Linked DNA regions of Homo sapiens: regions 1 and 3 are each linked to region 2. A link is a loop called in an ENCODE intact Hi-C map of the cell type or tissue named here. Cell type or tissue: dorsolateral prefrontal cortex. All regions are shown on one strand.

The links. Hi-C counts contacts between places; a loop is a spot of excess contacts. Peaks named below come from ENCODE experiments on the same cell type or tissue, not always from the same donor. Only the 100,000 strongest peaks of a DNase experiment are listed, where the experiment ranks them.
Region 1: it touches region 2 in a loop (2.8-fold over the local background); 3 of 110 quality-filtered maps call a loop at or near these places.
Region 3: it touches region 2 in a loop (5-fold over the local background); 41 of 110 quality-filtered maps call a loop at or near these places.

What each region holds. Positions count from the first base shown.
Region 1 is chr19:5,286,049-5,294,048 of GRCh38, reverse strand. PTPRS (protein tyrosine phosphatase receptor type S) reads left to right here. Exons shown (of 38, transcript NM_002850.4): 2 at 7,815-7,999. The coding sequence starts at 7,909. It overlaps LOC105372253 (a long non-coding RNA gene), which reads right to left and starts at 631. Exons shown (of 2, transcript NR_187754.1): 1 at 404-631. RefSeq lists silencers at 396-775, 806-915, 956-1,055. In dorsolateral prefrontal cortex, a CTCF peak has its summit at 4,278; DNase peaks (open chromatin) are centred at 478, 768, 1,168, 3,518 and 3 weaker places; H3K4me3 peaks cover 5,295 bases; H3K27ac peaks cover 5,950 bases.
Region 2 is chr19:5,045,418-5,053,417 of GRCh38, reverse strand. KDM4B (lysine demethylase 4B) reads right to left here. Exons shown (of 23, transcript NM_015015.3): 6 at 5,749-5,942. Among named protein-coding and RNA genes, the nearest start is that of KDM4B, 80 kb to the right of the region's middle. RefSeq lists enhancers at 915-1,414, 3,905-4,507, 6,001-6,804. In dorsolateral prefrontal cortex, CTCF peaks have their summits at 4,787 and 4,987 (motif pointing left); a DNase peak (open chromatin) is centred at 4,967; H3K4me3 peaks cover 979 bases; H3K27ac peaks cover 5,279 bases.
Region 3 is chr19:5,134,617-5,142,616 of GRCh38, reverse strand. KDM4B (lysine demethylase 4B) reads right to left here. Exons shown (of 23, transcript NM_015015.3): 15 at 7,056-7,278; 16 at 5,279-5,355; 17 at 4,941-4,996; 18 at 4,547-4,655. Among named protein-coding and RNA genes, the nearest start is that of PTPRS-AS1, 39 kb to the left of the region's middle. RefSeq lists enhancers at 3,252-3,351, 4,374-4,873, 4,874-5,375. In dorsolateral prefrontal cortex, a CTCF peak has its summit at 4,592 (motif pointing right); DNase peaks (open chromatin) are centred at 1,275, 3,266, 4,588 and 5,317; H3K27ac peaks cover 3,644 bases.

The DNA of each region.
Region 1 (8,000 bases), 240 kb before region 2:
GTCCCGCTGGGCTTCTACATTCCGGGCCCCTCCGGTGGAGTTTTCAAACCCGCACCCCGGGCGCAACGCTGGCTCGGATTGGCCGCCCGGACAGGTCTGCCCCTCCCTCTCCCTCCTCCTCTCCCTCTGCTCCGGTGTCGCGGGCCTGGCACGGCGGCCCCATCTGTTTCCAATCTGGCCCTGTGCTCTCCGCCCCCTCCTCAGGCTTGTGGCGAGGGTGGGGGCCTCTGCCACGGTGTCCCCCCATTCATTCCCCTGGACCCCCAGCGGGAGGGAAGCCTCTGCGCCCGCACCTCTCCCCTACCCTCTGGTCTAAGAGGGGGAAGAGGGGACGCCCCCCGCCCCCATCACCGTGCCTCCGGTCCCACCCAGACTGGGAGGGGAACTCTGCCCCTTCTCCGACCTCCTGTAGTTGGGTGTGTTTGGGGAGCCCTCCGCCGCCCTGTCCGGCATCCAGCCTCCTCATGCGTTGCCATGGCTACGATCAGAGCTGGGGAAGCGAGGAGCAGTGTAGAGGCTCCCCGTGAGACGTCTTCGGGAGGGAGGGGTCTTGGGTCGTGCCCTCCCTGGGGCGCCCCTTCGCTCAGTGTTTCATGGACTCCTGCGGAGGCTCTCCGCGCCTCCAGATGGGGCTCCCCTCTGGTCCCCCCGCCCCACTTCCGGCCGGGGCCCCGCCCTGCCCCCCAATCCCCCTCCTCGGGGCCCGTCCCCTGCAGCCCCGCCCACTGCAACCCCGCCCCCTACAGCCCCGCCCCTTGCCCCGCCCCCAGGCCGAGCTCCCCAGGCCGAGGCCTCTCCCGAGTCTTCGCTGCGCGCCGCGCTCCGGGCGGACCGAGGGACGCGGGGAGCGGCTGCGGCGGGCCCTGTGGAGGCCTCGCGGGGCCTGGGCCCGATCTCCGAGCCGCGGGGTGAGTGCGCCCGGGACCCCCTTCCACCCCGAGGCCCGGGCCGCCCCGGGCTTTGTCTCTCTTGTCGCGCCCCCTCCAGGCTCCGAGGCTGGGGACCACGGGGGTCCCCACAGCCCAGCGCGGGCCTGACCGTGCCGGCCGCCCTCCAGGGCCAGCTTGGGCCTGCTGCTGCCTGGCGCCCCCCCATTCAGGCCCGTCGCTTGCACTTTGGAAAACTCCAGACCGTTATGCTCCGCAGGGTCCCCTCCCCCGCCTGGCCCCCAGCCCGACCTCCTCCCCCCACCCCCTCTCCTCCCCCACCTCCCGGGGGCGGAGCCAGGCGCGGGGCAGCCTTCGCTGCCAGCCCGGGGGAGCTGTGACTGGGGACTTCGCAGAAGGCGGAGGAGGCAACAGGACCGCAGAGGGGGCAGGTAGCGGTGGGGGGTGCATGGCAGGAATCCCTGCTCTTAGCCACCCCCGAAAATCGCAGGAAGTTTACCTCCATCCATTTGTTTCCGCTCCTCTCGGGCCTGTGGACCCCACGTTGCCTCTGTGCTTTGTTGGGGGGCTTTAAGAAACTGGGGGGCTTGGCCTCAGGGAGGGGCCTGTGGTGTTGTCTTCTGAGACGGTCAGGGCAGCTCGTACCTTTCTTTTACCCATTCCCGTCCCTGGGCTCTAAGCCGTTCCAGGACCCAAGTACTGAGCTGACAGAGTTTGGTGACCCTCCCCAAGGGGCTTCCTGCAGAACCCAGGCTGGCCTCAGCTGTCTGTTCCTTCCAGAGCCTCACCCCCACCCTTTAAGTCTCTGCCAGACCCCCTAGGGTGGATGCGAGGCTGTCCCCGTCTCGGTCTCCATTGCCTGGGGTGGTCTCTGTCTATGGTCTCAGTTTCTACCTCTGAAACCCAGGTGACGCCAGGGATGCTGTGGATAAAGTGCCAGGTGGAGCTGGTTATGCAGCAGGCATCCAGTGCATGCAGGGGCTTTGCCACGTTCCTGGGGTGGGAAAAGGGCTTCCATCCAGGGGGTTGACAGACCCACAGTGGGAGCACAGCTGTGATGGGGTAGCTCAGAATGGGTCTTGATCCACCCTGGGGCATCCAGGAGGGCTTCTTGGAAGAGGTGACAGCTCAGCTGAGCCCTGAGGACAAGTATGAGGGCTGAGATTTGATGAGGATGTGAAAGGGTATGCTGGGTGGAAGGAACAGTGTGTGTAAATACCCCTGTGGGAGCCAGGGGCCACAAGTGGGGGGGATCAAGGTGTCAAGGGAAGCCTGGCATGGGGGGTTGTGGCGTGATGAGGTCAGCAGAGGCCGGGCTGGCAGCTCTGGAGGCTGAGGTAGCAGTCTGAGTTTTAATACGTGTTGATGGGAGCCATGGAGGGTTTTAGAGCAGAGGAGGAACGGGGCTCAGCTTGGAGTGGAGGCATCTCGTGGCTGCAGCTTACAGGATGAACTGACCATGGGCCAGCTGGGGAAGGGTGTGCCAGGTGGGGGACCTGCATGCGAAGAGGCTCAGAGACCTGAGGCAGTGTATTCTGAGAACTGCAGGACCTTTCGGGAAGAGGGGGTAGGGAAGACGATGGATGCAGTCACATCAAGAAGGGCCCAGAGCAGCGAGCACAGGAGCTGGGAGCCCCCGTGGGTGTGTGAGCAGAAGCAGGGGTACCCCCAGATCTTGGCGTCTCAAGTTGTTCCATGAAGCCAGCATGGGGGACACACTGACGGGCAATTTTGGCAGCCTGGGCGCCCAGAGGATGTGGACTCTGGGCTCGACTGAGAGCCGGGCTCTGGCCTCAAATCCTAACCCAGCCCAGCCCCCTCCTCCATGCAGGACCCTTGGTGAGCCTCGGTTTCCTAATCCGTTAAACAGCAGAAAACACAGAGAACATTTAATGGGGCTCAGCACCCCAGAGGCACCCAGTGGACTTTAATGATTTCCCTCTCCAGGGCTGGGCCTGGTTCCCTGTCTGCCCCACCCATCCACTCCTGGCCACCAGGACCCCTGGGGACAGTGCCCTGAGCCTTCACGTCGTCCCAATACAAATCAATAGTCAATTAAAGCCAGGTCCCCGGACTTCAGTTCCGGGAAGGGCCAGCCCCACCCAGCCCCTCCCTGAGCCCATTTCCTGATAGGGAGATAATGGCGCCCTGGGAGGGACAGTGGCTTGGCCAGAGCTGACTTGAGCCCACCAGTGGCCACAGAGCCTGTGCTTGCTGCCCAGGGGGGCCCTCGCTGCCTGTCCCTGCTTGAGTGGATGTGGGAGTGACCCAGGTGTCCAGGGAGGCTGGAGGCCAGGGTCCAGTCCTGGAAATGACGTTCCAGGCGGTGGCACGGGAGAGCTGTGGGTGGGGGGTGGATGTGAAGGTGGAGAGATTGTGCAGGGTCAGGGGTCTTTCCCCTGAGTCCCACTGCTGGCATAATCAGCCTCAGCTTCTCCTGCCCTGGGGCCATGGGATGGCCCCTGAGGGTTAGGACTAGGCCCCCAGACTCCCGCCCCAGGACAGGGCAGCATGGACTCTACAGCTGGAGCCTGGGCTGGGAGAGGCACCGGGAGCCTCCTCTGGCCCGAGGAGCCCCCGCCTCGTGCGGGTGACACAGCCTGTTTGCTGCCCGGCCTGGGTCATAATCACCCCTTTATGCTTCCTGGACCGCGTGGGCACACAAAGCCGGCTCCCAGATCGCGTGACCCATGCCCCGGCGCCTGGTTGGAATGAGTGCCCACTCGCCCCCCATTAGCACCGCGGGGGAGCCCCCAGAGGCGGCCAGCGGGCTCTACCAGTCCCAGAGAGAGTTGTCCAGAGATCTCGCAGTGGCCAGAGAAAGACACAGTCACAAGATTAAACGTGGGCTCTAGACCCAAGTCCCACCCCAGCTGGGGGCCTTGGCTGAGTCCCTGTTTTTCTGTGAGCCTCAGTTTCCTCATCTGTAAAAGTCAAGCGCCTGCCTCTGACCAGCTGCCGTGAGCTAGTGGTGGGCAGTGCAGCCCCTGAGAGCCAGGTGGGGCGGGCAGAGACCCTCCCTGAGCCCCACATGGGTTCAGCGTCCAGCGGTCACTCCCTCTCCTTCTCCCTAGCCCTGGCTCAGCCTCGCTGGCCACCATGGGCTGCCATGCTTTTCCTAACAGCCGTGTCATTTACTGGGAGCTTGCAGATTACTGCACCTGACTTAATTTCCCTTTCTTGGCAGTGGCAAGGCTGGTGGCCCAGGCTGCCTTTTGCAAGAGGACATGGTGGAGGGTTGGCCTGGCACCAACCTGGCCATTTCCCTCCCTGCCCAGGGCCACGTAGGGCTCCTGGCTGCTCTGTGGGTCTAGTCTATGTGCACCTCTCTGTCCTCATCTCTCCCCCTCTCCCTCCTAGGACCTCTCAGTGCTGCCCCCTTGCTCTTCCTCATGCTGTTTGTAGTGCAGAGACACCCTTGCCCCCAATTCCCATTCACCTTTTGGTCCTCAGCCAATATTAAATCCAGGAATGGCCCACGCAAAGGCCCGGGGGCAGGACTGGACTGCACTTGGGGTGTTGGAGAAATAGCAAGGAGGCCCATGCGGCTGGAGCAGAGGGAGGAGGGGGAGAAAGGGAGGAGGGGAGGGCACGGAGGGGACAGGGCAGGTCGTGCAGGACCTGGTGGGCCTCAGGAAGGACTTGGGCTTTGACCCCGAGGCAGGTGGGAGCCATGGAGGGCTGTGGGCAGAGGAAGGACGAGCCCTGACTCGGGTGCTTGCAGATGCTTTCTGGTTTCTGTGAGTGGAACAGATCAAGGGACAAGGGCGGGAGCTGGGAGACCACGATGGAGGTGACGACATCTGTCCAGGTCGGTGACAATGGGGCTGGAAGAAGTGGAGGCAGAAGAATGAGTAAGAAGTGGGCAGGTTGGGGACAGATTCTGAAGGCAGAGCTGATGGGACCTAGGGATCTTCTCTCCCAAATCCTCGCAGAGGACCTCACGCCTGGGGTTTTCGTGGAAGCAGGAGTCGGTGGGAGGATTGTGGGTGTGCAGGGTCCTATCCCCATCATGGGAGGTTCTCCTAGGGAGGATTGGCACCTAAGGGACCCCGGGATGTTTTGTCTTTGGTAGTGTCTGAACCCCACTCCCTGGGCCCCTCCCACCACCCTATTCCTGATACATCATCCAATGCCCCAAATGCTCCTGTTACTGTAGCCCCTCGTCCCTGCCCCTGACAGGCTGGAGTGGCGGATCTGGGGGGAGTCCATGGCCAGGCCCTGCCTGTCTGTGCCTGACTCAGCCCCATCCTGCGCAGACATCAGGGAGGTGTGGGCCCAACATGGCTTCTGCCGTGGGAGCCAGGGTGTAATTAGGGCTGCCTGGTTTAGAAGGTGGCTGATGCTGCCCTGAGGTCCTCGTGGGATGTGGGAGAGCCAGCTGTGGCTGGGGCCCTCCATATATGTGCCCCACCTGGGCTCTCTGTGCAAGTGACTCCTACCCATGCCCTCTGAGCTTCAGGTTTGCTATGCTGCCTCAGTTTCCCCAGAGGCTCTCTGCAGGCCTGCCCAGCTGCTCAAAGTGGTCTGGGACTGACCTCGCCCCCTCAGTGTGGCCAAGCAGATGTGCATTTCTGGGCAGGGCCAGCCGCTGTGGTCACCCTAGCCCCAGCTGGCCACAGGCTGTTTTCTCCATCTGGGGCCACCGCCTTCCTCGTTGGCAACTTTTGCTCTTAAAGGGCTAGGGCAGGGACTCAGAGTAAGGGACTGTGCTCTAGGCTTTATTTCCTTCATCTTCCCAGTCCCCAACTGGTTGTGTGCAAGGTGTACCTAGAGTCTGACTGTGTGTGTGCATGTCTGTGTAGCCTGCCTGTGTGCACATATGTGTGTAGGAAGGGAATCTGACTTTGCATATCTCTATTTGGCTGGCTGGCACATGCACCTGTGGTCTGCTGACTGACTGGCCTATCTATAGTCTGACAGTGTGCCGGCACCTGTGTCTGCGTGTGACTTTGACCGGCTTGTGCACCTGTAGGTATCTCTGATCTAATTGCATGTTTGCAGTTCCCTGTAACCCAACTGTGTATGTGTACTGCCTGCCCCACCATGACCCCTTATGTGTATCTTTTCTGGCTTGGTGTATGTCTGTGGTCTGATTTTGGGCCTGTCTGTGTTTGTGGTCTGACTATGTGCAAGTTTTATTTGCCTGATTGTGTGTGTGTGTGTGTGTGTGTGTGTGTGTGTGTGTGTGTGTGTGCCCGTCTCTGCTGCCTGACTGTGTGAATGCATTTGTTTCTGTGTCTCTTGCAGATATGCAACCGCTTGCAGTCTGACTGTGTGTCGGTGTGTATCGGTGGTTTGACTGTGTGCATCTGTGTATGTCTGTGGCGTGATTTAGCAGGCATCGTTCTCTGTGGCTGGTCTGACTGTATGCCTGTGGCCTAACTATGTACACTGAGGCCCCCCGAATCCCGTTCGTCACCCTAGGCTGTGACCCGGCCACTACCCGCCCATCCTTCCCCTGGGACCGCCCCAGGGCTGGGCGAGGTGACCGCAGCTGGGTATTTTGGGAGTCAGAATCACAGGGGCTGCCCCGTTATTATGCGCCACCAGTTCCTGTGGTCACGGCCTGGACCCGCCCAGGGCATGGGCTGGCATGGGTGCCAGCCTGACTAGGCAACAAAGATCTTATCCTTGGGCCTCTCCCTTCCCCTCCCTGGCCCTCTGACCTGGCTCTGGACAGAGTGGAGATTGGGGAGATGGGGAGGGGGCCATTCCAGGGTTCAAGGTATGTGACGAGGGACCCTTCTGCCCTGGAGGAGTTGAGGTTCTTGTGGGAGAAACGTGCTGAATGATTAACATCTTTTCATTTAGTTTGGGAACCAGGGTGAATACCACGGAGGATAACCTTAGTCATATCTGATGCTCCGGGATGTAGAATGTAGGGGGAATTGACCTTTGAGGGGCAGAGAAGGGTTTCCTGAGGAAGTGACAGCTAAGCTGAGACCTGTCATGTGGTGGGGACAGCATTCCAGGCAGAGGGCACAGCAGAAGCAAAGGCTTGGAGGTGGGACTGAGCTTGGCTGGCCTGGCTGTACCTCCAAGCGAGAGGAAACAGTGAAGTCAGCAAGAGTGGCTTCCCCTGGGGGCTCTGGGAGCCATGGGAGGTCTTAGAGCAGGGCAGGGACAGGCAGGTGTGTGGAAGAGATTTGTCTTATAACCTGGGGGATCAGGTTTTAGAGCCAGACAGCAGCATAGTCTGGAGTCCCCTCCTTCCTGAGAAGCAGCCTGTGAGTTGGAGAAAACTGGGGCTCAGCACCCCTCAGTCCTGGTGTGGGGCTTGGTCTGAGTCAGGGGCTCAGGTCCTCAGTCCTGGTGTGGGGCTTGGTCTGAGTCAGGGGCCCAGCCTGGGTTGGGGACTCATGCTGGGGTTGGGGTTTAGCTGGTGGTTGGAGGCTGTCTTAGTCCATTTGGGCTGCTGTAGCCAAATACCACAGACCAAGTGGCTTATAAATGACAGAAATTGGTACCTCACAGTTCTAGAGGCTGGGAAGTCCAAGATCAAGGCAACACAGATTTGGTGTCTGGTGAGGGCTATCTTCTGGTTCGTGGAAGGCATCTTCTCCCTGTGTCCTCACGTGGCAGAAAGGGCAAGGGAGCTTTCTGGGAGATCCTTTATGACACTAATCCCGTTCATGAGGTCTCTGCTCTCATGACCTAGTCACTTCCCAAACACTCCATCTCCTGTTACCATCATAGTGGGGACTAGGTTTCAACATATGATTTTTTGTGGGGGAGACACCTTAATTCTATAGCAAGGGCCCAGCACTTTCATTCCATCCCATCACCCCATGATCCTTCCCCATTGTCCCATGACCAGCCCCCGCAGGACCCTCCCCTGCTCCATGTGACCCTCCCTCTGCCTCCTCCATGAAGGTCTCCTGGATTTCCCCACTCGCCTCTCACAGCCCTCCATTGTCTCTGCAGACGTTGCCCCATCTGACGCTCGGCTCGAGGCCTCTCTGTGAGGGACCGGGGGGCCATCCCCCTCCAGGGCGGAGATCGGAGGTCGCTGCCAAGCATGGCGCCCACCTGGGGCCCTGGCATGGTGTCTGTGGTTGGTCCCATGGGCCTCCTTGTGGTCCTGCTCGTTGGAGGCTGTGCAGCAGAAGG
Region 2 (8,000 bases):
TTCTTCCTTTTCTATTTCTGTCATCCTGGCTCAGTGTGTGTGGCTGGGAAGAGACCTGGCTGCGGTCCCCTGCCTGGGAGCGAGGCACGCATCGGGCTGCCCCCATCAGTCTGGTGGGTCTTCTCAGTCTGACCTCCCAGGGCACCGCAGCGGCTCTGAGCTGCCAATGCAGCCCTGTCCCTAGGCACCCTCGCCAGGGTTGGGCCTCGGGTGGCAAGGAGAGGAGGGAGCAACTATCTCGCTCCTGCATCTTGTTCTGGTGACAGAGTGCAGTGTGGGGAAGCTGAGTTATTAAAACCAATCTGTGAAGCTGTCAGGCTCCAGGCAATTTCCATTTCAACCCAGTGCTCAGCTCAGGCTACGCCACCCCTGTCGGGACACCAATCTCCGCCAGAGCTGTCTCTGCGGCCACCCAACCTCTGGTGGCCCAGCCAGAGCAAAGCGGCTGGGAGGAATGCCCCAGGTCACTGAGGGGGGCCATGCCTTACGGTCAGTAGACTGGGACCCTAGGTCCCCACTGCTGGTGGGACCCCCCGGGTCCCGGGCTCAGAAGCTGGAAGTCCCAGTGGTTGGCTCGCCAGCAGCAGCAGTACAAACCCACACCAGGGTCCCCGGGCGCCAGCGCGCTACCCCATGGGCCTTCAGGCTGCTGCCTGGGACGGGCTCGCCAGCTCCATCACCCACCAGACTCCTGGGTCCCACTCCAAGGGACAGGGCAGAGGCCATTGTGGGGCCCGACAGTGCCACCTGCAGCCAGACTGAGGGAGCCCAGGAGGGAGGGAGGTGTCTGCCCCCAGGCAGGAGCTGCCAGCAGGAGATGGAGCTGGGAGGCGGGTGGGCCAGGGAGGTCCTGAGGGGCAGTTAGGCGGGCAGCAGAGGGGTAAGGGAGCAGGCCCGCAGCCTCCACCCCAAGAACAGCCTGGCTTGGCCTGGGTGGGCGACAGACTCATCCACCCCAGGCTCTGCCTTCCACCCACCTGCGGCCACAGGGCAGGAAGCCCGGGCTGGTCCCCTGCAGCCCTGGAACCCACCCTCCCCACCCCCACCCTCCCCACCCCCACCCCCAGTGTCTGGAGCACGGTTCCTCGGTGCACACATGCGCCCATGCACACACACACATGCACGCACACCTCCAGGGACACCCATGAAGCAAAAGACGGCTATGCCTGCTAGGACTCAAGTTTCCCTGGCAGCAAGAAGAAAAGATGCTGTGAAATTCCCATGAGGGAAAACGCCAGAGAGAAAACTCAAGGTGTAGCTGAATCAAAAGGGAAAATTCTCGGCTTGCAGCTCCTTAAAGGTCAAGGGAGGCTGGTGGAGTCTTCTGATAATCCCCTCTCCCCTGGCCTCCCCAGCAGCCCTCCCCGCAGCACTCAGGAGGGTCTGGCTCATAGCAGCCCAGGATGGCCAAGAGCAACTGGGGGCTCCGTGCCCTTCACGGGAGCACAAGCTCCGAGACCCCCACCTCCCACACCTGCACCGGAGACTGAGTGTGTCCAAGGTAAACAGAGGCAGGAGAGGGTGGGCGGAGCGATCCCCTGAGGAAACAGCCAGAGATGAGACCATGGGGGACCCCCATCCTGCCTGGGGCAATGGGGGATTTCCAGACTGCCGCGGGTCATGGGCAGGTCAAGGTCGCAGTCCGGGCAAGCGCTCCTTCGCCCCGCTGCTCTTGGGGGCTTCACCTGGGTGCAGGATGACCCCCCTTCTGACAAGCGGAGCTGCAGAGACCCTGGGGGACACCCCCTTCCCTAAGCCTGAGCAGAGGCCTCTGTGGCTGCCACGCACCTGCGCTGGCCCCGCGGCACTCCTCAGGAGGGCCTTCCTCTCGCCGCCTTGGAGCCAGTGCAAGCAGCTGACCATGTCCCATCAGCTCACGACGTCCTCGGGAGTCCCTGCAGCCCCAGGAACATGCTGATCCCCCATCTGGCTTCCCTGCTGCAGTGAGAGCCAAAGCTTCTGCTCTTGGCGGTGGCCCACAGTCCCCTAAACACCCCAACACTGCCCTGCAGGGTGTCTGATGGGTTGGGGGCAAAAGGGGACCCGAAGCCTCGGCCAGGTCCCAGCCCGGCACATGGGTGCACAGGACTGAACAGTGGGCACTTTCCCAGGCAGCGTGGGCCAGGGCCCTCGAGGGGGGATGGCCACTCCACTCTCTTCTTTGGGGTGCACAGCACAATCCGAATGACCCAGAAGTGCCCTGGGACCAGCAACTCTCTCAGGGCTGGCCGAGACCCAACATCCTCCCACCCCGGCCTGGAACTCTCTTCTAGGGGCATGTGGCATGTGATGCTGCTGGCGACACTGCGCTCAGCCTCGTGGCGACGCCTGTGTTTCGTGCCTGGCCCGGGCGGCTCAGGAGGGTGGGCCCTGCAGGGGCTGCCACAGGTGCAGGTTGGGGAGGGGATGCCTGGAGGGGAACAGCCGCAGGACCGGCCTTGGAGGGTCAGCTCGGCTAAACCACCCCCACCCCAGGTTCCAGGAGGGTCTTTTTATTTATTTATTTTTTATTTATTTTGAGACGGAGTCTCACTCTGTCGCCCAGGCTGGAGTGCAGGGGTGTGATCTCCGCTCACTGCAAGCTCCGCCTCCTGGGTTCACACCATTCTCCTGCCTCAGCCTCCCGAGTAGCTGGGATTATAGGCACCTGCCACCACACCCGGCTCATTTTTTGTATTTTTAGTAGAGACGGGGTTTCACCGTGTTAGCCAAGATGGTCTCGATTTCCTGACCTCATGATCCAACCGCCTCAGCCTCCCAAAGTGCTGGGATTACAGGCGCAAACCACCGCGCCTGGCCCCAGGAGAGTCTTGATCTATGGCAAGGAGTGTGGCCTGGGACAGTGGCTTCTATGGGGCACAGCCTTCAGGACACCGACCCCAGGCCACCACCCCACCCAGGAAGACCCTGGAATACAGGGTCAAGTGGAAAGCTCGGACCCTCCCCACACCCACCTGCACTCCGGCCCCCCCGGCCTGGGTGACAGAAGGGGCTGCGGGAAGTTGGCGGGGGGAAGTTGCAGGTGCTGGCTCTGGTTTCAATCCGCATTGCCAAAGAGATTTTGAGGCGCTCAGTCTCTTCAGATATTCTTAGCCCCGCTGCCTGAGAGCACCACAGAAGCCAGCCTTTTGAAGCATGTTTCTGCCTGTTATTGACACCAGGCTGTTCACGTCACTTTGACACACAAATCAAGCTACCAAAGTAGCAACAGACCCAGAAAGCTTTAATAAAATGCTGTAAACCTGAGTACATTGACACTTTCTTTAAAATCCCACTGGAATACTCTGAAATGGTTGCAATTAAGCGGCTGCAGATGCAAGCGGAACAGTGTAATGAGGGAGACAGACGGGGCGCAGCCTTGGTGATCTCTTGGCTGGGAGCCCTACCTACCCCAAGGGCCCGAGGAAGGGAGAGGGGGGAAGCATCTCCCAGGGGCCTGAGTAGCTTCCTGAACCCCAGCCCAGGGACCAGAGGCCAGACACTCTTTCCAGTTACCTTGTCCCCACCCCCCTGCAAGTTGGGAGGGCAGCCTGGAGGGGTAGTCAGCTCCCACAGCACACAGTGAGGATCCAAGAGGCTCCGGCAAGTCACCAAGCCTCTCTGTGCCAGGCCCCTGCTGGGAGCTGGGACACGGGGTGACCAGGGCCCCTACCATCTGCTGGGGAGGACTGATAGCCCGTAGTAGACGTTGGCTAATGCTGGGGTCACCTGGTCTATGCCTGTCGCAGGCATGGGGTGTCGTGGGAACATCTGGGGCCCCGCCTCAGCCCTGGTGAGAGAGCAGGGAAGGGGCCCTGCGTGCTAAGCAGGCTGAGCTGACTGTGGGGGCGAGTGGGGAGCTCTGGGGGGTTGAGGGCATGCCCTGCAGCTAGAGCCTACACTGTGGCTCCTCTCAGGCCCCTCATGCCAGGCCCCACCCCTGCCATCCCCACCCCTTCCTGGGCAAAAACCAAGACCAAGGTCAGGGCGCTTCCGGAATTCCCTTCCCGAAAGAACTGTTGCCTACTCAACGCTGCCCCGCCCCAGCTGTCTCCCCTGAGCCATCTCCCACGACGGGTCATGGGGAAGGGTAGACATGGGAGTGGCAGCTGGACGCCTGCGGCACCAGGCGAAGCAGAGGAGGGGTGCAGTGAGGGGCATTCGGGGAGAGGTGCGGGATGCCCTCAGAGGCTGCGTCCTGGATGAACCAGCTCAGGAGAGGCCCTCGGCTCCTGGCGCATCCCTGTCAGTCCCTCCGACGGCCTGTGGCCGGGCCCCACTGCCGCCTCCAGGGAGCCACTGTCGCCTCCTCCCGCAGAGGCCCCTCTGACCTAGCAGCAGGCACCCCCGGCCCTGGCATCTGACCCATAGCAGCCCCAGCCCCAGGGTCTCCCCCAGCCCAGGCTCCCACGACAGCCAGCAACCCCCGGGGCCCCTCACAGGAGACCGAGCTGCTGGCACTGCAGTCCTTGGCACTGAAGTCCTCACGTCTGACTCACTGGCTGGTCCCCCACCTCCCATGTCCCTGACCCCCCTGCTTCTGTCTGGCTGGGCCTCCTTGCCGGCTGCTCGCCACTTCCCGCCCCACAGGGGCTCTCTGCACAGGGCAGACGGTCCCTATGGAGGCACAAACCCGGTCACACCATGGGCGTCCCGCTGCCCACGCACCCCTGGGAGGCCACGCTTTGCCCCAAGTCACACGGGGTCCTCTACAGGGCCTTTCCCTTGGGCTCCATCTGCGCTTCGGACGCAGGTGAGGATGCGCACAGCTCGCCCCTTCCTGCTCATTGTGCTTTTTTTTAACGAAGAGGTACAGCATTCTCCCCCGCCCCCCCCTCTCCCCGCTTACAACTCCAACCCAGGGAAGGGCCAGGCAAGGCGGAGCTCCCACGCCCTCCAGGCAAAGGCTCCGTCCTCCTCCAGCGCGAGGACGGCCTGGGAAGATTCCAGGCATGAGCGCGGCCCCGGGAAGGGCGGGAGCGCCACCTAGCGGCCCTTGGAGGACAGTGCAGGGCAGCCCCGCGGAGCACCCAGCAGGTTCCGCAGTCACAAGCAGAGCCCGGTGACACAGGGGCACACACACGCATGCATACTCACACTCACTCACGTGCGCACTCACATGCGCGCGCACACGTGCACATTCACACACACCCCCACACGGCCTCGCTGCGACGTGCACAGGGAGCCAGGAGAAGGTCCTGGAACTCAGCCCGCCACAGCAGCGCCCACGCTGCACCCGGCACCTCCCGGGCAGGGGCAGGTCCACCACACTGCACACAGGCCTGCAGCGCCACGCCCTGCCCTCCTAACTGTAGGGCCTGGCCCAGACGTGCCAGGGCGGAGACTGCGAGGGAGCGGCTGCAGGGTCATCCTGGCCAGGCCCCTCTGGGCAGCATGGACAGTGTCCCTTCACCAGGAACGTCTCCACTTGGCTGTGAGGCAGCACAGCCTGGGCAGCTCAGGAGGCTCAAGACCACGCTCCTGGCCATGGGGACACCTGGGGCCGCTCACAGCTCAATGGGGGGCACTCCGGGGTACAAAGCGCAAGCTCTAGGGGCCTGGGAGCTTCGGCTCTGGGGGTGCACATCCCCCACCCCAAAGCTGGTGGGTGACCCCAGGCGGTCCGGAAGATCTCCAGCCGTCATAGGCCGACCTTTGCGGCCTCACCTGGTGGGGCCCCTGCCACGGCGCCCAGCCGTGTACCCGGGATTGACTCCCTCCCGAGGGGCTCTCGGTCCGGCCGGCGGCAGGGCCAGTGCAGACACTCACCAGGACTTAGGCTCCCCAAAGTGCAGGTAGTTGATGCTGTACAGGTCCATGTCCTCGGTGTGCCAGGCGAAGGTGGTCTTCCACATGCCGAAGTACAGGTAGGGCGTGTTCACGCCCTCGATGATGGTGCCGCACTCGCGCTCCACCATGTCCAGGATGGTCCGGAGGCTCCCGATGTTCCACTGGGCCACGTCCTGTGGGGCGGCAGAGCAGCGTCGGCAACCGCCCGGCCACCCCCAGAACCTGCGAGCCCTGGGGTGCAGGCTAATTCTCCCCAGAGTCCCAGGGGTCGCTGCCCATCCTCCTCCACCCCAGTATCTGCGGCCCCCCCAGGGGCCGGTCATACCCTGCAGACCAGGGGCTGGTCTTAACCTGTGTGAGATTCTTGCCCAGGCTGGAGTGCAGTGGCAGAATCATAGCTCACTGCAGCCTCAACCTCCCAGGCTCAGGTAATCCTCCAGCCTCAGTCTCCTGAGTACCTGGGACTATAGGCTATAGGCGTGAGAAACCACACCTGGCTAATTTTTACTTTTTTCTGTGTAGAGATGAAGTCTCACTCTGTTGCCCAGGCTGGTCTCGAACTCCTGGGCTCAATGGTCCCTCCCACTTTGGCCCCTCCAAGCGCTGGGGCTGCAGGCATGAGCCGCCATACCCAGCCCAGACACCTTTTCTGAAGGGCTCACCGCCAGCTTGGCCCTTCCAGGAAGGGCCCCATCGCACATGCCAGCGTGCACCAGGCAGGCAGGGCCTGTCAGATTCCACTGAGCTGCGTGCTTCCTGCTGGGTGGAGGCCTTGTTGTGAAGCCTGCAGTTTGGGAGTGCATAATTAACACGCCTCTAAGTCAATGACACGGAAGGAGAAAAACAGTCACCACTTGGGGCTAACCCAGCGATGGTACCGGAGCCAAGGCCCAGTGACAGCCCTTCCACAGCTTCTGACCGAGGAGACGAAGACAGTTTTCAGAACTAGGCAAACAAGGACGGAATCCCCACCCACCAGGCACATCTATTCTTAATGCCACAAGCAAACAAACCCCGTCCTGTCCCAAGAGCTCATAAAATACACATTAGTCACTGCAGTCCCCGGAGAGGCTCATGGCCTGCTGAGAGGCCGAGAGGAGCCCAGACACACATGAACGTGAGCTGCTCTCACAGCCTGAATCCACCCCCCACCAGCTGTTCCTGCACCTGCACGACCGGCCCTCAGACTTGGCAAGACCAGCGGTTCCTTTGCAAGGTGAGCCCTGGCAGGAGCCCAGAAGAGGTGAGGAGGGAGGCAGTGATGAGACCCAGATGGGGCAGAGGGAGGCCCCAGGCACAGGCTGAGCTGGGCGCAAATTCATCCTGGGACCACAGCAAGTCGCTTCTCTGCTGTGGGCTGTTTCCCCCGCTGTAAAAGTAGGCTAGTGCATAGGCTAGGCATGGCAAACACATGGCAAGGAAGCCCTGAAGCTTCCCCTGGCACCTGTGGCAGGTCGGCCTGGGCTGGCACAGCCTGCGTGCGGCTGCAGAGTCCCTCCCGGGTCATCACTACAGGCCAAGTGCAGGCAGTGCAGGCCAGCCAACCCAGAGGCTCTCATGCACTGGAGTCTGAGGCTGAACTTTCACTTGAAAACAATCAGGCAGGATCCGTAAGAGAAAGACAAGCCCCAGTCAGAAAGAAAATACTTGCAAGTCACAACTGATAACCAAAATACACAGCAAACTCTCAAATTTAACCAGAAGAAAACAAACAGCATGGTTAAAAAACAGAAAAAGATGGCCAGGCGCGGTAGCTCACGCCTGTAATCCCAGCACTTTGGGAGGCCAAGGCAGGTGGATCACCTGAGGTCAGGAGCTTGAGACCAGCCTGGCCAACATGACAACACCTCGTCTCTACTAAAAATACAAAAATTAGGCTGGACATGGTGGCTCATGCCTGTAAATCCCGGCACTTTGGGAGGCCAAGGCGGGCAGATCACGAAGTCAAGAGATTGAGACCATCCTGGCCAACATGGTGAAACCCCATCGCTACTAAAAATTCAAAAATTAGCTGGGCGTGGTGGTGGGCACCGTAGTTCCAGCCTGGTGACAGAGCAAGACTCCATCTCAAAAAAAAAAAAAGAAAGAAAATTAGCTGGGTGTGGTGGTGGGCGCCTGTAATGTAATCCCAGCTACTTGGGAAGCTGAGGCACAGAAATGATTGAACCCAGGAAGTGGAGGTTGCAGTGAGCCTAGATCACGCCACTGCACTCCAACCTGGGCAACAGAGC
Region 3 (8,000 bases), 89 kb before region 2:
TTGCTGAGCCGTCTTGAACACGTCACCCACAGGCCTCCACCCCTCGGCCCAGGCCCAGGAGAAACCCAGCCCCGGGGCAGGCTGGTGCCCAGCACCATCCCCTTCCGCCTCGTGGTAGCAGGCAGCCCATGACCCTGCATCTCCACGTTGTGAAAAGCGTGCCCCCGGACCCATGGGACCATTTGTCAGGAGCTGTGCCTGGGGCCGAGGTTGCCCAGAGCCACCCCTACTAAGGCGAGGTCCAGTCACGCCACGCGCTGTGGCCACAGGAGGTCGGGCAGGCGTTCTTGGCCGTCACCTCCCTTCCTGGGAGCCGCAGTTTGAAGACCCACATCCAGTGCTGGCCTGGCCCAGGCCAGTGTGTGCCGGGGAGTCAGGGTCTACGGCCCGTGGGGGGCCTGGAAGGGCCCAGGCACTGGTGTTTGGTTCGAAGTTCCCGGCTCGGTGTCCTTCCTCGGAGGCCACAGGGCTGTGAGGACGACGCGGGTGGGCTTCAGAGGTCTGCAGAGCACCACGGCCTGGAGGAAGCAGGTGGTCACCGCTAGGTACCACCCATGAAGCTGTGTCCTCAGCCTGTCACACACTGAGGCGCAGTGGCTGTCCACCAACCTGCTTTCGCAAACAACCCCAACCCCTGAGGAGCAGAGAGCCCCTCCCTCCTGACCGAGCCCTACCCCTCCAGGCAGGACTGTGGGCAGTGGAGAGAGCTGGTGCAACTGCCCACCCCTCCTGCTGCCCTGGAGGCGCCTCCCCCCATCCCAAGCCCCTCCCAGACCTCCCAGATCCTCCAGGGAGCTCCCGGTGCTTTTGCCTGCTGCCAGGAACCTGCCCAGCCGGTAGGTGAGAAGCTTCTCAGCAGCACGGCCTTGAGAACGTGGTGATAACTTGGCCCAGGCGGGCGGCCAGCCGGAGCCCCCTGACTCACCAGGACTGCCTGGAGCCCTGAGCCGGTGGCTGGAGAAGTCCTGGAGACAAACTGACGGATGGGTAACCAGGAGTGAGTGCCCCATGCCTGCAGCCTGCCCGTGGCCCGCGAAGGTGGCTGGGCGGTTGGGCGAGCAGGAATTAACCGCCGCCTCCTTGCAAAGCCCCATTAAGCAGTACAAGCGGGCCTCGTGTAAAAGGATTTTTAATTCATCGTTACAAGCACCGGTAATGAAGAGGCTGCGTTCTGGAAATGTCAGATGATCCATAAGGCGTCGGGCAGGAGGACTTATCACTGCACCACGCATCGCACCATCACTCCACCTGAATCATGAGGCCTTTTACGCCCACGTTTGTGGACTGAGTCACTGGTGCCTCGGAAGCATCACCCGCGGGCTGCCGGCTTCCTAATCGCCTGGCCGTGCCCGGCCAGGCCGGCGTGACCCACTGCACACTCCACTCCACGAACAAGGAAAGAGGGCTCCCCTTCCAGATGAGCCTCTGTGACTGCCTGCACAGCCCTGCCCAGGTGGCCCAGCACCTGTGGGCTCCAAGCATGGCATCCAAGCCCGCCGGGCTCGTGGGCACCTCGCACCAGTGCATGGGAGCCCGGGCTTTGTGGCCGGCATCAGTCCCACCCTTGTGGTCTCCCCAGCAGACCCACCCTGCCAGACTGATCTGTCTGCTTCCAGCCCCACCTCCACGCAAGCCTGAATGTCAACACCAGGCACTGTGTCCGCGGCTGGGAAGATAAACCAGGCAGGAAAAGCAGGCAGGACGCTGCTGGGTGCTACTGGCTGCGGGCCCAGCCTCCAGGGGCCCACGAGACACGTGTGCAGAGGCCGGAGTGCACAGGGACAAATGCGTCCTCCCCATCAGCGCTGCCACATGCACAGCCCTTAGTGGGGACGCGGCCCCAGCAACATCTGCATTTTGCTCTCCTCATCTTTTTTTTTTTGAGACAGAGTCTTACTCTGTCGCCCAGGCTGGAGTGCAGTGGCGCAATCTCAGCTCACTGCAACCTCCGCCGCCCAGGTTCAAGCAATTCTCCCGCCTTAGTCTCCCGAGTAGCTGGGATCACAGGCACGTCCCGCCATGCAGAGCTAAGTTTTGCATTTTCAGTAGAGACGGGGTTTCATATGTTGGCCAGGCTGGTCTCGAACTCCTGACCTCAGGAGATCGACCCGCCTCGGCCTCCCAAAGTGCTGGGATTACAGGCATGAGCCACCAGGCCTGGCCTCCTCATCTTCTTTCTGGGCCAGGTCCCAAGGCTCTGCAGGAAGCTGATTTAAAGGGCCAGCTGAGTGTCATTTTCCAGCAGGCGTGGACAGCCCCAAGTGCCTTGTGCGCAGGTGGGCTACAGGGTGTGCAGCAGACAGCCCTGCAGGGCTGCAGCCCAGGCCATGATCGGCCAAGCCCCTCCAGGCCCCAGGCTCCTCACCTGCAGAACAGACAGTGCAGGATGACCCCACAGGCTCTCACTGTGTGGATCAAATGCAGTAGGTGACACTGGGGGCCTGGGGGAGCGAGGCTGCAGATTTGACAAGCCCTGAGCAGCTGCTAGTGCTCAGACAGGGTGGTCCATGCTTTAGGGAGTGGGCCCAGCTCACACCACTGCAACCCTGCATGGCGGGGACTGTGGCAACCCCACAGCACAGAAGGGACGGCCGAGGCACAGAGAGGTCGAGGAATCTGTCCCAAGTGCACAGCCAGCTGGTGGCCAGCACTGACCACTCCTGACTGCCCTGTGGCTCCAAGGGGTTCCCCAAAGGGGGGCCATCATTGCTGAGAGCAGGAGGAAGCTTCACAAGCCCCCACGATGAGGCCCCGCTACGCCCAAGGTGGCTGCGCGCATCTACGGGGGGCCTCAATGTGCACCAAGAGTGGAGCAGCAGAGATCCTCCAACTCAACCACAAAAGGCCAAGCAACCCAGGCACGGAATGGGCGAAGGAGCAGAACAGACGTTTCTCCAAAGACGGCATGCAGATGGCCAACAGGACTGTGCAAAGATGCCCAGCGTCACTGACCGCCAGGAGAACACAAATCAAACCATAGCGAGACCACCTCGCACCTGCTAGGGCGGCTGCTACAAAAAAGTCAAAGGTAGGTGTGAGTGAGGACGAGGGGAAGGGGAAAGCCCTGCACCCGGGGGGTGCGGATGGGAGTCCGTCCAGCCGCAAGGGAGAGCAGTTTCCTCCAGTGCTAAAAACAGAGCTGCCCGACGGTCCAGCAAGCCCACTGCTGGGTCTGTATCCACAGGAAATGACATCAGAATCTCCAAACCACAACCACACTCCCACATCCGCTGCGGCGCAACCCACAACAGCCTGAAGGCAGAGACATCGGCGGGTGCCCGGATCAACACAACGTCGTCCATCCACATGGTGGCACATCACTGAGCCAGGAAAAGAAGGAACTCCTGCCATATTTGGGTTGAATGAATGTGGATGAACCTTGAGGAAACTATGCCAAATGAAAGACACCACTCGCGCCTGTAATCCCAGCTACCCAGGAGGCCAAGGCAGGAAGATCTCAAGGCCAGGAGTTCCAAACCAGCCTGGGCAACATAGTGAGACCCCATCTTTTAAAAAAAAATTGGGAGTTAACCTAACTTTTTGGCACGTGCTTGTGGTCCCAGCTACTCAGGAGGCTGAGGCGGGATGATCGCTTGAGCCCAGGAGTTTGAGGCTGCAGAGAGCTGTGATCACACCACTGCACTCCAGCCTGGGTAACAGAGTGAGAGACCCTGTCTCTTAAGAAAGAAGCCGGTCGCAGAAGAATAAAGACTGTACAATCCCACTCACGTGGGGTCTATAACACAGGCAAACACACAGAAGCAGAGTGCTGGGTGCTGGGGTGGGCGGAGGGAGCTGCTGCTTAGCACGTGTGAAGTGTCAGTTATACAGGACGGGTGAGCGGGCCGCAGAGCCCTGCTGCCCACCACTGGGCCCGTGGTGAATGCTGTACTGAACCTCAGATGCTTCTTAAGAGGGCAGATCTCACGCTAAGCATTGTTACAATTGTTTGTTTTTTTTTGAGACAGTGCCTGGCTCTGTTGTCTAGGCTGCAGTGTAATGGTGCCATCACAGCTCACTGCAGCCTGGGTATCCCGGGCTCAGGCGATCCTCCCACCTCAGCCTCCCGAGTAGCTGGGACCACAGGTGTGTGCCACCACGCCCAGCTAGTGTTTTTTATTTTTTTTATAGAGATGGGGTCTCATCGTGTTGCCCAGGCTTGTTATAATTATTAGAAAAACAGCAAAGATCAGACAGCCCGGTTGTGTCGGGGCACGTGCGGTGCCTCTGCTTTTGTGGGAAGGTGGAAACTGCATGGGGTGCTCGATTCTGCAGAGGATGCCCCCAAGGCCACACCTGACGGGGCCTGCTTATCTCTGCCACCCTTGATGCCTTCTGATTTTTGTACCTTGCACCTCGGGGAAGGATTCAAAAAATAACACACCTGCTGAAGTCGGGATCACTGGCTTCCTGAAAGCTGCCCACCACCCCCATGGAGACGCAGAGCTTGGAGGAAAGACCGCTTCAGATCGCGCAGGTGGGGAGCCGAGCATGGCCGGCAGCCCTAGAGGCACGGGCAGGGTGGGCCTCGACCGCAAGGACCTACCAGCTTCCACCGCTGCTCGGGGATGGCGCTGATGTCCACAGGGTGGCGCTCAATCACGTTCAGGAAGCGCGCCTCGGGGACTGCGATGGCACAGATCACGTGGATCCACCTGGGAGGGCAGGTGCAGCGGGGTCAGGTGCGCCTCTGAGGACCTGGGCTGGTCACAGAGGGGCTGGGCGTGATGTGGCTGTCGGCTGGGTCAGGGCCTGGGGAACTTCAGGAAGGTCGGTGCAGGCGTATGCTCCTCCTCAGCCCTGGCCACCCCATCCATGACACAGGGCGGTTATGTGGAGGTGATGGTCAACCCCTAGGCACTGGGGTCACACCCTGCAGAGCCTCAGCCCAGGGCAGGCTCCCCTCCGGCCCTCCAGCCCCAACGCGCGGTGCCACCCACCTCCTATCGGTGGTCATCTGCAGCGCACCTCCTCGCAGGTTGCACAGGCAGCACTCCTGTGGAGACCAGACAGCCCTGGATGAGCAGGGCTCGGAGCAGGCTCCCCACACACTGCTTGGGGCCTGATCTGCCAACCGTCCCCAGCCCACGGCCCTTATATTTCAACCTAGCAGCCACCAAAGTGACGGGTGGGAATCCCTTGGGTTCCACCCCCTCAGGGCAGAGGTGAAGGAACCCAGGCCCACGGAGGGGAGACTACGCCCCAAAGTCACCCCACTGGAGTGGGGCCGGGGCCCAGGCCTCTCAGAGCACCACCCCCGCTGCGGGGAGCGAGTTACCGCAGTCCAGGCGTGGGCCGCGCACCGGGAACACGTCCAGCCTTCATTGACCAGCTCGGGACGGATGCCATAGCAACCTGGAAGACAGCGGGGGCTGGCTGAGATCTGGGGGGCAGGTGAGACTTGGGGAGCCGAGTGAAACTCAGGGGGAGGGGCCGGGTAACTTGGGGGCCAGTGTCCGTATGTGGAGTGACGAGGCCTCCGCACGCAGCTGCAGCATTCAGGGTGCGTGCTGTTCCCACCCTCTGAGCTTCAATCCAGGCCACTGCATGTGGAGCGAGAGAAAGGTCTGGAAGCTACTTGTGTGGAAAGAGGACGCAGGAGGGGAAGCAGGGACCCTGAGCTCCAGCTGGGTCTGCCGCGCTCAGCCTGGTGGTGTCTTGAGGGCCCCTCCTTGTTGGGTGTCTGCACCCCCAACAGCAGCTCCTCCTGCTATGTCCAGAAAGGCCAAAGCCGCAAGGGAGACTCACTGTGGGATGTGGCCCTGGGTCTGGAAATGGGGAAAGGGCACAAAAGGCCGAATCATGCCCCCAGAGCGAGGGCAGGGGTGCCGCCTGCCCCCCAGGGCTCTGCCTCTGCTGGGGATCACTGCCCCCAGTGTGGAAGGGGCTCTCTGCCAGTGCTGATGGCCCACTGAAGAGGCTGGGGGCGGGGACCTCACTGCCTCCAGAGCAGCAGGGTGGTGGGCACGGCTGGGGGTGGGGGCGTCTGCTGGGGTAGCCTGGCTGGGGCGGCCCGGCTGTGGCAGGCCTGGGACCCTCGGCAACCCTTCCCCCAGGGAGCCCATCTGCCCCGGGGGCACATCTCAAACCCAGGCCCAGCAAAGCAGAGTGAAGAGCCTCCCAGCCAGGAGACAACGCGAGCCCCCAGGCAGGCCACCGCCAGGAGGAAACCGACACAGATCTATGGCTGCCAGGGGCACAGAAAATTAAACGTCTCCAGAGAGCCCTCCTCCTTCCCTGAAAGTCCAATTCCTGCCACCGCCCCCCCGTGCGTGGGAAAGAGACAGACATCCATTTTCTTGTCTGTGACCATGGTCGAGCCTCAGGACTGGGGAGGGGTCCCTGAGAGCAGAGATAAATCAGACGCCCTGACCACGCTGCAATCTCACTGTGACCATCAGTTTCAACCACAGCCACAAATCACAGGCGTAGCGGCTGCCTGAGTTCCTCCTGTCGCCTCCCAGGCCTTGGAGAAGACTCGGCAGAACTGTCCAGAGGGCCAGTGAGGAGGAACCCTGCCTGGGCCAAGGTCAAGGGCAGGGATGTTTGCCCCCAAAGGCTGCTTGGCAGAGACAGCCATTCTCAGGGAACACAGCCTGCGGAGAGACGGGGTGCCTGGCCCATTTCTTGCTCTGGCCCTAGGGTGAGCTTCTGGGTGTCAGGGACAGGGTGGGATGAGCCCAGTGCCCCTTGGAGCAGAGGCTTCCTCCGCAGAGGCTGGCACCAGAGGCCAGCACCTGGGCCTGCACTGGCATCTTCTGGATGCTGGGGGCGGTGGAGGCCCTGTCCTGCCCCAGGGTGGCATGCGGTCATCCAGCCCTTCCATGGCCACAGCCTTTCCCCCTGCTCTAGATGGTGGGACCACAACGGGAAGGATGAGAAAGTCAGAAATTGCAGGAAGTCACCGGGGGAGGCCCCTGCCCTGGCCCTGAAAGTGCAGCCTGGGGAGAGGGGCCGGTGTGGCCCTCCGCAGGGGAGGATGGAGCCCCCACCGGCACCCCCACCAACACCCTGAAGGAGGGCGCAGCTCCTCTGGGCCCCACAGTGGCACTCACTGGCATGGACCTGCAGGCAGCACTTGCCGCAGGCGATCAGGGGGCTGGTCCCGTCGTCGCCGATGTAGGAGTTGGCAGGCAGCGGCTCCGTGTTCTCACCGCCAGAGGTGAAGCACATCTCAGGGATGAGCGGTCGGGTCTTCTGACGGCTTTTGGAGGGTAATGTGGCCGGGCAGCCCTCTCCGAGGGAGGCTATGGGTGCCTCCTTCTCAGTCTGTAGGGCCTGTAGGGGAGAGGCGACCTTCAGGGGACAGAGCCATGTGTGGGGCAGGCGGGCGGGCGGCGCGGACCTCTCTCAGGGCACCTGCCCCAGGCTTCGACACCCCCTGGCTCTGGAGGGGGAGGTCGGGGAGATGGCCAGAGCCACCTCGGCCCCTCTTCTCACTCCTCCAGAAAGTCAGGATCCCCAAACACTGTCTGACCCTGTCCCCAACCCGCCGAAGACCTTCCCATGAGGGTTGCATCCAGACACAGAGCTCAGGCTGGCCTGTGTGGCCCCTGGTGCTGGGTGGCCCCTGGCGCTGGGGTATGCTGGGGGTGGTGTGTGATGAACGAGTCTCCACACTCTGCCTGGCAAGGGGAATTAGGAAGACGCATGTCTGAAGTGGCATTCCAGGCCCTGTGGCTCCCAGCAGCCTCTCTGGCCTCACAAAGGACAGCAAGTGCCTGGAGACGGTGTCGGCTGTCAGGTCTTGTTTGTCTCAGGAACCAGAGCACTAAATCCAGCTCCCAGCAGCAGAGCCCCAAGACAGGCTCACCACCCTCGGCACAGCACTCTCCCTGGCTCTGTCCACCCAGACCCGGCCGGCGCACAGGCCTGGGGGGTGACGTCCCCAACCCAGGGCAGCTCTGCTGATGCCTGGACATGCTTGGCATGGGGCTAGGAGCTGGGAGTGCAAAGCATGTGGCCAGGTCCTGTCCTGGGGAGGCTGCATGCCCAGGGGA